Linked DNA regions of Homo sapiens: region 1 is linked to region 2. Evidence: chromatin loops called from intact Hi-C (ENCODE). Cell type or tissue: A673. All regions are shown on one strand. Links, peaks and the distances in the headings refer to the core of each region. The heading gives the core; the rest is flanking DNA.

What was found. A loop is a pair of places that touch in the nucleus more often than their neighbours do. Peaks named below come from ENCODE experiments on the same cell type or tissue, not always from the same donor. Only the 100,000 strongest peaks of a DNase experiment are listed, where the experiment ranks them.
Region 1: it touches region 2 in a loop (5-fold over the local background); 5 of 110 quality-filtered maps call a loop at or near these places.

Annotation. Positions count from the first base shown.
Region 1 is chr7:136,685,018-136,691,653 of GRCh38, forward strand. No RefSeq gene overlaps it. Among named protein-coding and RNA genes, the nearest start is that of CHRM2, 180 kb to the right of the region's middle. In A673, for the core only: a CTCF peak has its summit at 2,908 (motif pointing left); a DNase peak (open chromatin) is centred at 2,884.
Region 2 is chr7:136,403,424-136,410,059 of GRCh38, forward strand. It overlaps LOC105375523 (a long non-coding RNA gene), which reads left to right. Exons shown (of 6, transcript NR_187964.1): 5 at 1,847-1,893. Among named protein-coding and RNA genes, the nearest start is that of MTPN, 430 kb to the left of the region's middle. In A673, for the core only: a CTCF peak has its summit at 2,955 (motif pointing right); a DNase peak (open chromatin) is centred at 2,968; H3K4me3 peaks cover 436 bases; H3K27ac peaks cover 1,713 bases.

The sequences.
Region 1 (6,636 bases), core at 1,654-4,153, 280 kb after region 2:
GCTAAATAGTTTTTAACAGTTCTGAAAAATTACCTGAGAATATTAAATATGTTTTTAAAAACTCTTCCTGAATCAGTGTGAACCCTACTTATTATATGCTAGTACAATGATCATAGAGAAATTCTATCAGATATATAGAAGAATTAAGCTCAGAGTTACAATATTATATAATGAAAGGGACTTCAGAGATTATCTAAGTCAGTAGTCTCACTTAACACATAAAAATAAAATACAGTGTAAGAGGTGACTTGTCAATTGTAAAGACTTTGAGCAGAAAATATCAACTGAATTGTTACAGTACCACTACCATTTAGAGTATTATTATTGCTTTTTATTTTTAGTATTGCTAATGTTGAAAAAGCTAAGCATTCCCCCACTGAAAATTATTAGTGCTGATATTTCTGTAGGTAGATCCTGATGGGAGATTATTTTTTTCTCTCCCAAAGAGTAGCCAGGCACTTATCCATAAAATTGTCTAATATAATAATTATAGGCCAGCTACATATATGCCTCTTTTTTGTTGTTATAAACTGCTATTTGCATGTGCGTCAGTGGCAGAGTTTTTAGTGATTAGGCTGTTGTTTTTTCTCATCTTAGATCAGGGCACAGACTATTTGCTCATTCCGGAGGAGTGAAGCAGCTGACAGATCAGATGCAGCCAGCAGCTCTCTGTCAGCCTGAAGATGAAGGGGATACTTGCTGGCAGGATAGGGGCTCCAGCAGCTGTTTCAGCTGCTATTCACTCCGGAGTTCAGGGCATGTGTCTCACATTACCTGTCTTTCAAAGAAGTCATCTTCCTACGTGGAAAGAAGATCCATAAATCCTAAAGAACACAAAGGTGAAAGAGAGCAGTACACATTATACATGTGCTTCATTCTTCAATCTATGCCAGAGTAAGAGCCTCACTCATTGATTTCACCCATTCCCCGGGCACATCCAAATTGCTTGAGTTTCAGCTACTCCCAGTTATGCCAGACAGAACCGCAACACATCTGCTGTAATATCTTGCAGCACTGAAGTTGGTGTGTAATAGCAGAAAGGACACCAGACCAGAATCTAAATTATCTGGGTTACAGTCTCGGCTCTGTGATGGATTAGCTATGTCACCTTGGGCAAACACTTTCTGTCTAGACCTCAGTTTTTTTAAATACCCAAATCAGATGGTTGCTCAGATGATTGCTGAAGTGCATTTTAGCTCTGATTCTGTGATTTCTAAATGAGTGATTACAGTAACAGCTACAATGCATTGGACATACACTTTGGACTAGACATTAGACAAAGTCTTTTATATGGATTAAAATACTCCTCAAAACAGACCTTTGATGAACTAAGTGATATCATTTGTTCATCAGTGGAGATGAACAAAAGGAGAAAAGTAATGCTGTGTGACTTCCTCAGGGTTCCAGTTAGTATGGAGAGAGGTGATATTCAAGCCTATTTCTATTTGATATGAGAGTTAGAGCATTAATATGCAGGTGATATAAAAATAAAACCCTGTGGGACTAGGCTTCAAGGGACCCAGGTTGTCCTATAATTCCCTGTATTTAGAATTTCCACAGGATTGAGGTTTTTACCTGAATGTCTGGTATCAAGTGTCTCCCTCCTCCCACAGCAAAATGAAATTCAGCATAGTCTCCTTGGAAATTTAGAGGCAATTTTATAATTTCCTTTGGAGATTTATGTAAAAAGAAAATAGCTTTTATTTTTTCTGTGAATGTCTCAGTTTGGAATGCTACTCATACATTAACAGAGAAGGTGACAGGTCTTATTGTTAGATACATTTGCACATTTATAATCTGTTAGAAGTTAATCTTTGTTGAATTTTTAAGTATATTATTGGAAGCATAAAGTATATGAGATATTAGAATAAATATTTTAAAATAACAATTGTTAGCATTTTTGAAGAAAAAATGCCAAGAGATACTTTTATTTCTCATGTTTTTGCTTTCTGCTAAGAGAAAAATAAAGAAGTCAGAGTTGTTGGGAAAAAAATAAATAACAGGAGGTTCTAGTGGCTGATCCTTGAGGGATCTTTCTTAGTGGTCATAGACAGTTTACATCAACTCACTATTAGCTTCTCCATTTGCAAAAAGGGTAAATGATACCTACCTCACAAGTATGAAGATACAATAATATATGAACTCATTAAGTACCCTCAGCTATGTTACTAAAACAAATTTATGCCTAGTGTTCTGTTATTGGAATGCTAAGCATGTGAGAGTTATTTGTATCCTGCTGCTCAAGGTCATTGCCAATGTCTGATTTTTCACTCATGCAAAAATTTAAAAATTGCAACCTCAGGCATGAATGGGTTAACCTTCTCATGAGACTCCATATTACTAGTATCTCTTCTGTGTTATTCATTGAGGTCAGAATGATCATTATGATATTATATTACTTCTCAGCTTAAAACTTTTAATTATTCCTCTTTGTCAAGGAAATCAGTCTCCAGTTGTTGAGCCTGGCATACAAAATCTGTCCTGATCCAACTGGAGTTCCTCTTTCCTGTCTTGCATGTCCTTATGTGATAACCTGGCTTTCCCCTTCCTTGCTGCCTCACCAAGGGCCATAAATAGTCAAATTGAGCTTTCACTGTGGCTGATTCAGGCTAGAATCCAAGATCTCATCTCTAGTTTTGGATGAAGTATTCCATTGACCCGGAATTCTCCTCCTCTCTTTCTAACTGACATGCTGTCCTCATCTTTCAAGACCATATCAAATGTTCACTTTTCCTAAGGGCCTTCCCAGACACTGCCTCCCCAGCTAGCCCTTTTTTACTCTCCACTCTTAAGGCACGTGGTGTTGGGTCACCTACCATATGGCGTTCCAAACATTGGTCTACTCCATAAGCCTGTAAAATCCAGAACTGCATCTCTTCCTTCCTATATTGTCTCTTGCCCCCTGGTGGAGTGGACATAAATTGCAACAAACAACCCATCAAAATCATGTTAAAGTTCATTTTATCCAGAATCTTCAGAAGCTATCTTAAAGATTTTTCCAGAGTTTAGACATCTTTCATTCAAAATAGCACAACCATTTTAAAAAGTTGGACCTATAAGATAGAAATAACCAAATAAATTAGTTTTTTTTAGAACATGTATCTTGGCCCTTTGTAGAATATAAATGTATCATGTGAATGCAGCTGAAGAATGTCATGCATATAGTCATGACTTCATATGGACAAAAACAATTAATTCACATGAAAATAGAAAAATATTACATAAAACTCAAAATGTATAGTGACTTAAACATAACACAGGCATTTTCCTAACTCTCCTCTGAAAATCAGAATTTTTAACACACTTCTCCAAATTGACCATGTTATAATTTGATAGAAAATAATTTATCAGGAAACCTAGGTTGAACTTCAGCCAGGCATGTGGATTTTGACACAACTAGAAAAACTTAAGTTGAGAATGGTGTAGTAGCTCTTCTGAACAGATAATCTACATCTTCTACTTGCTTCTGTTATACCTCAGATTTTCATTTTTTTTTTTTACCAGCCTGTACATATTGAGTAATTTCCATTTGTAACAAGTGATCTTCATTCCATAAAAGTTATGGTATTCTTTCAACACAATCTAACCTTTGACAATATTTTTTTATCGTGGGTCACAGTCAGTTGCCTGCTCATGCTGCACAGATTGGACCAATGCAACATTAGCACCTGGTCACTCACAGCCTGGCACATGCCACTATTATCAAAGGTGAAATGTTACTACAGAATATGCTTCCACTGTTTACCATGGAATGTCTTTACATAAACATGATCATTCAAAAAGTATTTAGAACAGTTCTATTGCTTAGACATCTTCATATTTCCCTGCAAGCAAGGTTTAGAAATACTCTGTGTTGCCTAGTGCCATTGTTTCCATATCTTTAAAGATCATGATATTATCAGTAATCATGGGACGAATTTTAGCATTCATATTTGGAAAGCAGAAAAAAGTAATTCTGAGGAGTGATTAGATGAGCTGTGATCTCTGAGAGTGTATTTGAATAATATAACCAGAACCAAATGCCTTGACCCCTGCGTCTTTAATGTAGATGCCTAAACTGAGTGACTCTGATTCTTGTGCATAACTTTCATAGCATAACCTTTCTCCTTTGGCCCAGCCAAGTGTGTGGGCTACATCAAAAATTGTTTGCTATTTTCCATTTCACCCTTTATCTCTGTCACCATTGCTTCAAGTTCTTTTCAGCAGTTCAGTATCTGTTATCTTGTCATATTTCAAGTATCTTCTTACTGGGCTTTCTTCTTGCAAACTAACTGGCTACTCCTATACAATTATCTATTTTTATGCCTGGGTGGTCTTTCCATAGTGTAAACCTAACCATGGCAGTGTCCTAAAACCTTGAGGGGCCATATTCTTTTCTCTTTCTTTCTTTTTCCTTTTTTTTTTTTTTTTTTTTTTTTTTGAGACAGAGTCTCGCATTGTCGCCCAGGCTGGAGTGCTGTGGCATAATCTCAGCTCAATTCAACCTCTGCTTCCCGGGTTCAAGCAATTCTCCTCCCTCAGCCTCCCAAGTAGTGGGGAATACAGGTGCCCACCACTATGCCCAGCTAATTTTTTGTATTTTCAGTAGAGACAGGGGTTTCACCATGTTGGCCAGGCTGGCCTTGAACTCCTGACCTCATGATTTGCCTGCCTCAGCCTCCCAAAGTGCTGGGATTACAGGCATGAGCCACCGCGCCTGGCCGAGGGGTCATATTCTTTAGAACAGTGAAATTGATTAACCGATCTAATTCTCCAGCTTCAGCTCTAACCATTGCCTACACCTAGGAAGCATCATTTCAGCAGTGCTTGTCAAAGAAAACCAGAACTGGAAGGTCATTAAAGTGGTGAAAAACAAAATTCTTTCAAGATTATTGCAATAGGGGAGAAGAGTATAGGACTGGGCTCAATTTAGAATACAAGTGAGCAAGTGGGGATTTATAGCCCAGGAGCATTGTGGGGCTAGTATGAAAAATTACTAAGAGAAAACATCAAAAACATCAACAACATAATGGAGATTCTGGCTAAACTGATCTAACAAGATTCTTGCTGAAGGCAGGCCAAGGGGATCAGACATCCCCTGAGGGATGGTGGAGGATGAGGAACCTGATTAGGTATTGAGGGTGATGGGATATGAAGGGTGGGGTGTTCTGGTTGAATTGGCTTAGCAGAATTTTTGCCAAAATTAGACAACACAGACAAAAACATGGGAGTCTAAAAGTTGAAGCCTAGTTGAAACATTCAGGAAGCCTGAGTAGAGTTTGGTCAAGGAGAGAATCTTTGTCAGCTTCACTCTTGCAGTTACTCTATTGAATGCATCAGTGTGTTTCAAAGGCTGATCACCTGGTATTTTTGTCTCTGAAATAATTTCTCCGTCATCTCCTTGATGCATCCTTAAAGAGTCAACTTGGCCGGGCGCGGTGGCTCACGCCTGTAATCCCAGCACTTTGGGAGGCCAAGGAAGGCGGATCACGAGGTCAGGAGATGGAGACCACCCTGGCTAACATGGTGAAACCCCGTCTCTACTAAAAATACAAAAAATTAGCTGGGCGTGGTGGCGGGCGCCTGAAGTCCCAGCTACTCGGGAGACTGAGGCAGGAGAATGGCGTGAACCCAGAAGGTGGAGTTTACAGTGAGCCGAGATAGCCCCACTGCAGTCCGGCCTGGGCGACAGAGCAAGACTGCGTCTCAAAAAAAAAAAAAAAAAGGAGTCAACTTAAGAATGTGAAAATTTTGTTTTAATCCTCCAACCACATGCTCCTGTGACAGAACTGATCAGTTCTTCTATATCTTCACTGTACTTTCTGAATATCTGTATTCATATATTTATGTAAGACACTGAAATTATTTATTGTTCTTTATCCTCTCTGATGTCAATAACTTATCCTGTAAATTGGAAGAAATAAATTGAACTTTGATATTTTAAACAAATAAATCAAATCTGTATATACAACATTTTTACATTTGACATAAAATAATGTTTTTAAGTTTGTTTTGTGTTTTGCTTCTAAGTTATTAAAGTATCCAAATAGAGGTTTATTTGATTAGCATAAATTCGACAAAATCACATATCTATGGTGACATTTCAGAATATCCAATTTTAAAAATATTCTCTGCATAGTACAAGTGTCTATTGAAAATCAGTTACTCTGTTAACTATAATTAAAATCTCTCCTTTACAGGGGTAGAATGTATGCTTAATTTTCCTAATATCTGTCTGATTGGATACTACTGGCAGTAATTATTTTTGTCTCTACAGTTGTTGACAGAGATGCTGCAGGGATGTATCAGCTGAGCCATTCCCTTGTTTATTTGTTCTAGCATTATTAAATTATGGCCAAACCACAGATTCCTTACAGAAACTTTTTTAGCACTCTTCTGATTTTACAAGGGCGAATTAAAGTCCGCTAGATGATATGATATGTAAATCCACTGAAACAGACATACATAAACTTCAGTGTCTCAATACAGTGAGAGCAAGTAAGTGAGCATACCGCTCTCAATGTCTGCTCGTTGTTGCTTGTCAGCTTCCCTGAAGATGCTTCACTTTCTGTAGCGATGTGACTATATGGCCCACATTCCAAGTGATGGTACCATCTCTCTCTCCCAAGAGACAAATACAGAGATAAGTAGACATGC
Region 2 (6,636 bases), core at 1,608-4,107:
GAAAAAAAATATTTTTATATAAATTTAGTGTAGCCTACTTGTACAGTGTTTATAAGATCTACTTTAGCATACAGTAATGTCCTAGGCCTTTACATTCACTCACCACTCACTCACCACTCACCCAGAGCAGCTTCCAGTCCTGTAAGCTGTATTCATGGTAATTGCCCTATACAAGTGTACCATTTTTTTCTTTTATACTGTGTTTTTACTTTACCTTTTCTATGTTTAGATACACAAATGCTTTTCATGTGTTACAACTGCCTACAGTACTCAGTATACATACACAGTACTCAGTACGCTATAATGCTGTACAGGTGCTAGGAGAAATGGGCTATACCAAATAGCCTAGGGGTGAGCAGGCTGTACCATCTCGGTTTGTGTAAATATACTCTGTGAGGTCCACACAACGATGCATTTCTCAGAACGCATCCCCATTTTTAAGTGATACATGACTGTACTAGGTTTACTATTCACATAAGAGGCCAGCAGGCAGGAAAGAAAGAGCCAAGTCTTTCTGAAGAGTTATCTTGGAGAAGTGCAGAGTGGCCTTCTCATCCACATAATTCATTTTTTCATTCGGCAAACACTAACTGAGCATTTAGTGCCAGGCACTTGTTGTACAGTAGCAAAAACTTTACCTGCAACAAAGCTTATCATCTGTTAGAAAATACAAATATTAAAGAAATAATCAAAGAAATAAATGTATACCTAAAATATCATAAGGGCCATGAAGGAAAGTTCATGGTGTTATGCAAGAGTAGAAGGGGTCTTGATTTGGCTGATAGGCATTTCAGGAAGGCAATCCAATGTCTCTGGGAAGCTAGAACTTTTGTGTGGCTCACAGCAGAGAAGTTCTCTAGTCTCTAGTGTCTCCTTGAGGTTTAGGGTATCATCAGAACATATAAGCCAGGATATGGGGCTCCTGGAGGGGGTGGGCTGACCACTTCTTCTTCCCACTCCCACCGAAATGCACTTTCTTCTGCCCTCTGTTTCAGACTCTCAAATCAGCCCATTATTACACCCCACCTTCCCATTCCAGCATCACTGCCTGCTCCTTGCCCTCCCTCCTCATCCTTTTTCCTTGCTAAAGTTTAAGCATGGCTTTTCTTTCTGACTGTTACCATAGATCCTAACCCAGAAGGCTCACCTACTTTGTTTGGTTATACTGGAATATTAATTGCATAGTTTCAAAGAGAAAAAATAACACTCTATTTCATAAATACTGAAGATACTTTTTAATTTAAAAGGTGTTCTCAAAAACGTGTGATAAGAGAGGAAAGGGGAGGGTGTATTGTGTAGACTAAGATGATACACAAACACATCTGGGGAAACAAGAGGAATGCTTTGCAATAATAGTCAGCTGCTCTCTGTGTGCAGCAAGGTTTGTGTGCTTCTTGGAGAAAGTATTGGGAAGAAAGAAGGCGAGTACGTTTATATTTAGAGTGAGGTAGTTAATCTTGTCTGTTTCACACATATTACTCATTGCTTTTGAATTAGTTTGAGATAATGTTTTTATCTCAGTAAGGATAATTTTGGTGATTTACTGTTAACATATAGGACAATGAAAATAAAAAGATAAAAGGCTAGATAATCCCATTACTCTTAAATAGTCAATTATAAATGTTAGGTTCTTTTACCATAGAGATATTAAGCAACTTGTAGAGAAGCTCTTTGGGAAATAATTTCATCTTAAATAAGACTACTATCAAAATAGCTATCTTTTCCATTTGTTAACATCTAACCTACTTTTATCTTTATATTTAATGAGGATTTCTTATAGGTAGGTGGCATTATCTTCTTATTAAGTTATTTAACTATTAACTATTAACTTTTGTTTTTATTTAAGTTCAGGAACTTTGCAGATCTCTTATTAACTCTTCAGTTAATAATGAGGTAAGTCTTAAGTAAATATTCAAATTTTATCTAAGTTTTTTTTCACTTAATAGTGCCATCGTGAGTTCAGAGAAGACATTGAATAAGGATGAGAGGTGATTGATAAAGGGAGAAATGTGGAAGAATAATTTTTTATTCAAATACATAAAATTTTACCTATTTAGAGATTTTTTTAAGTTTATCTTCTGCATTTTTAAAAACTTTTAATTGATTATTTTAATGGACACATTGTATTTGTATATATTTATGGGGTACAACTTGGTATCTTGATATATGTCGTATGATGATCAAATAAGGATAGTTATTGTATTCATCACCTCATGTACTTCTGATGAAGACACCGAAAGCAATTGGGACAAAAGCAAAATTGGCAAATGGGATCTAATTAAACTAAAGAGCTTCTACACAGCAAAAGAAACTATCAACAGAGTAAGCGGACAACCTACAGAATGGGAGAAAATTTTTGCAAACTGCATCCAACAAAGGTCTACTATCCAGCGGGAGGGATCACAGAAAATAACTTGTGGGTACTAGGTGTAATACCTGGGTGATGAAATAATTTGTACTGCAAATCCCCGTGACACGAGTTTACCTATATAACAAACCTGCACATGCACTCCTGAACTTAAAAGTTAAAAAAAAAAAAAGAGAGAGAGAGAAAATGGTTTAGGCATTCAAAAAACTAATAGGTATTTTAAGAATGTAACTAATAATAGAAATTGGTAGGTAGCAAGCACTTACATTTCACAAAGCATATGTGGATGCATTACTCCATTTAAAGAACAAAGCCCGGCGTGGGGAGACACTCATATAATGGAAACACTGGAACTCTGAGATTGATCCGGACCCACAAAGCTCCCTAATGGCCAACCTAGGATACACTCAGACTTGGGACTGTTTAGCTCCACGTCTCGTGGTCTTTATATGTGTCACAGTTAAGAATCAGACCGTGACAGACACAAATCATGTGAAACGGCGTCCCTCTCTCTCTCACCCATTGATCCCCCGCAGTTGTAGATGTGATTCTGCTTCCTAGTAAAAGAAACTTGCAATAAGAGTATGTGTCCACTAGAGGGCCGAACTCAGAATTCGCCGTTCTGCTGTAGAGCCCAAGTAGACAATGCCATCAAATGCTCCAGGCTCTCTTTCATCAGCTTTGTACCACCTGATTCAAACGCTAAAGCCCTGGGCATAGAGTGCAATGAAAAACACTCTTAATTCCAAGTAGAAAAAATAAAAGTTGTATTTTTCCCTGCTTGTCGATGCCTTCCGTGTGAAGTATGTTGTAAACTGTGACACCCCATGGAGCGTGGTGTCTCACTATTAAGCGAAGCCTTTTCCTGTTTCTGATGTTTGCTGGGTTGGCAGGAAGAAAAATATCAGTTCTATTTTTTAACCATACTATTTCTGTTGCCCTAACAGACTCCAGGTAAATTAATTTACTTTGAATGAGTCATTAGTTCCCATTTGCTAGAGTTCATGAAAATGAAAGCATGAAACAACATTTTATAGAAATTCCCTGAGGCACAGAACACCAAACCTGGGAAAGACGTTAGAGTCCAAATTCCTTATTTTATAGACAATAGAACCAAGTTTGAGAGCAGGGTTGCCCTTAATTACCCAGCTCACCTAAATCAGAGGCTGACCCAGAACCCAGGTCTCCTGTTTGCATGGTTCCATCCTACCCAGATTTTTTTTTTTTTAACACTGGTCCATAGAATCCTTTGGTGGCCTGACTCTCATGTTAATAAAGCCTGATCAGAGATTCTTGATTAAGTATATTGTTCACATATATTTTAATTTCCATTAGGAAATACTATTGTACCACATCAGTCAGTCCACTGCTAGAGAAGACTGGGGGGATCTTGCATCCTTATGCCAGTTAGGTCTCCTTGCACACAATTCCTGTGAGCATCCTAGAGATCCATGCCTCCTCATTCCTGGATTTGCAGAGATGGAGAGCTCACAGTTTTGAGGTTACCTAATTCTGTTGATTGAGTAATGTTGATTAAGGATTCCCACCTTACTTTTGTTGGAGGAGAGAGAAAAGTTTGGGAAATGGGATTGGGGGTAGGAAGTAGGGAGAATAATTTAAGATTGCTGTCCTTTCTTGTCTGATGATGAAGAAGTACAGAAGGACTGGGTGATTCATCTGAGATTCTGAAATTAGATGTCAGAATAGGCATTATATAATGCGATAGAAGGCTCGTTAGACTAGTAGTCAAATACGGTAAGTACTGACTCCATGATATAAGGGGCTGCTCAAATCTGAGAGTCACCTAAACACCTTCTTTCTTCAAATCTCTAATTCCTCCCTAAGTATTGTCTAAATAGCCCCTCAATATATTCCTCTCAACTCTGTCCTATCACTTTTGCTTTTTTCATCCAGATATGCCCAGCACCCTCCAGTTTGTCCCCAGTATTGCAGTTTTCTGGACCTTCCCCAGAAGCAAATACAATCTTGCATCTTTTCTGATTAAAATCCTTTACTGGCTCCCCCACTGTCCATACTGATAGCTATTCAATTGCACTTTGGAGATGAACAACTCCATTTTTGGAGCCAGAATATGTCCTTTTCCTTTCCCACTAATTTGCTTCCTCACCTAGGAGACTCCCTGTCTAGCTTGTCCTTTCTTCCTTGCTGAAATTAAATTTCTATATGATAAAAGAGGCTGGAAGCTGAGGAAGGTTTTGCAGGAATTGCCCCAGCCATAGCTACATGCGGCAACAAGATGCATGATATTTTAAGTTATGAGTAGCAGAAGCCTGTACATAATCAGAAAGATTCTAACATATTATACCTCTAAGAAAAAAATAATATGCACACATGAATGTACATATATCTCTGGACAGAGCAGCCACTAGGCTCCTGATGTGACTTGCTCTACATTCCTCTCCCCCTGGGGAACCACACAAGTGTTTTGCAACCTCCTTTCTCACCTCTGCCTACCATGCTGTGTTGCCTCTGAACATTTATATTCCACCTCCTTCTTTTATTTGTGGTAATTTTATACATGACAGCTACTAACTAACTAAGGGAAAATGATAGAGGGTCCTATTTAAAAAACAAATGCAAGCCTGTTAGTAGAAGCATAATCCCTGTAAATAGTATAGCTTTCTCAGCTAAAAATTTAAAGCAGGAGGGTTTTTTTAAAGTATAGGAAACTGGGGCTTCATTTCATCTCAGATTCCTCATGAATACATCTTGGAGATTCATGTAGCTATATTTTTAAACTCATATCCAGAGGCACACCCCCTTCACCAACATATATAAAAGATGATGAGGGGATTTTTCTTATCTTTACGTAAGAGCAGGAGTCTGTACCAAGTTTGCGAGGTCATTCAGTAACAAATTTACTCAGCATGTATTCCTTCCATAGCTCCCAGAGATCAGGTACCTTGCTAGCTCTTATGGTTGGAGATACACAGATGATGGAGTCTTGTCCTCCATCCCCTCACACTGAGAGGAGGCAGGGAATCTGACATGTAAACAAATGTGCACATGACTTGCTATATGCTATAATAGAAATGCTTGCCAAGTACTACATGAATAGAGCAAAGGAAATCCTAATGATTCAGGTGGCCACTGAAGTCGACTTCCTGGAGAAGATGATACTACACTGACAGAGACTCAAATATGAAAGAGGCAGAAATGTCACTCAGAAAGGGGCAGCATGAGCAGAAGTACTGGTTTACTTTATCCTGGTATATGTAGTATTGTGGATCATATTAGTGTGGTCTGATCGATTATAGTTTCTTAAGGGGAGATTTTTAGCCAAGAACCACTTATGCACTTCAGAAAGTTGAGCAGTTATACAAACAATTTCTTTAACATTACCTTCTTCATATGCCCTTTGAAAAAATATTTATTAGCCTCTTTTAATTACAATATTAGTGTTTTATGTTAACTCCAAGTAAGTATAGGGTGTCAGGAGATATTGCTCTATCTAATTAGGTAATATATCATTGTAATCATATCCATGGTATGACATCCAGATCATTTCCAGTTGAGAGAAGTGAGAGGAATCCTACCTTAAAATTATGAGGGGAAGTCTACCTTAATGGTATGGATGCTGGACAGCTGCCTTGTATAACCTCTGGTCTAAGTTAGAAATATGAAAGGAAACAAGCCTAGTGAAACTTAAATATCCCATGGATTTATTTTCATCCTCATTGGTGATAAAACACCCAAACTAATGTTTCTCTGTGATAAGGATCTTGAGCATATCCTTATGCTCAAGTGTGAAGCCAAGAAAACAAGAAAACTCCGTAAGTCAGTCAATTCAAAAAGCATTTCAGTGTTGAAACTCCCTAAAACGTGTTTATTCATGTCCAAGCAGAGGAAGACATATGCTTTTGGAGAATTATTGGTGAAATACTGTGACCTAAACCTTGGTTTGTGACTTGCAACCCAGGAAGAAGAAAAGGTGTATTTGGATGCTTGTCAAGTAGAAGTCTTCCTATGTGTTTTGTTTGTTTATTTTTGGTTGTTTGTTTACTAAAGGGAGTTTACCACATGCTAGAGAATTTTTGAGGACCCAATAGCACTATGATGATACTTGATTTTTAACTTAATCATATTGATTGAAGAGGAAGTAACTGTTGCTATGTAAATCGATGCTATTTATTTATTCTCCATATGCTGTTTGAAAGCATTTAGAGAAGCTTGAGGCACATGCATCCTGCTCTGGGAAACATGGGCCTGTATCTATTGCCATGTTTGCATTTTCTGCCAGTCCAACC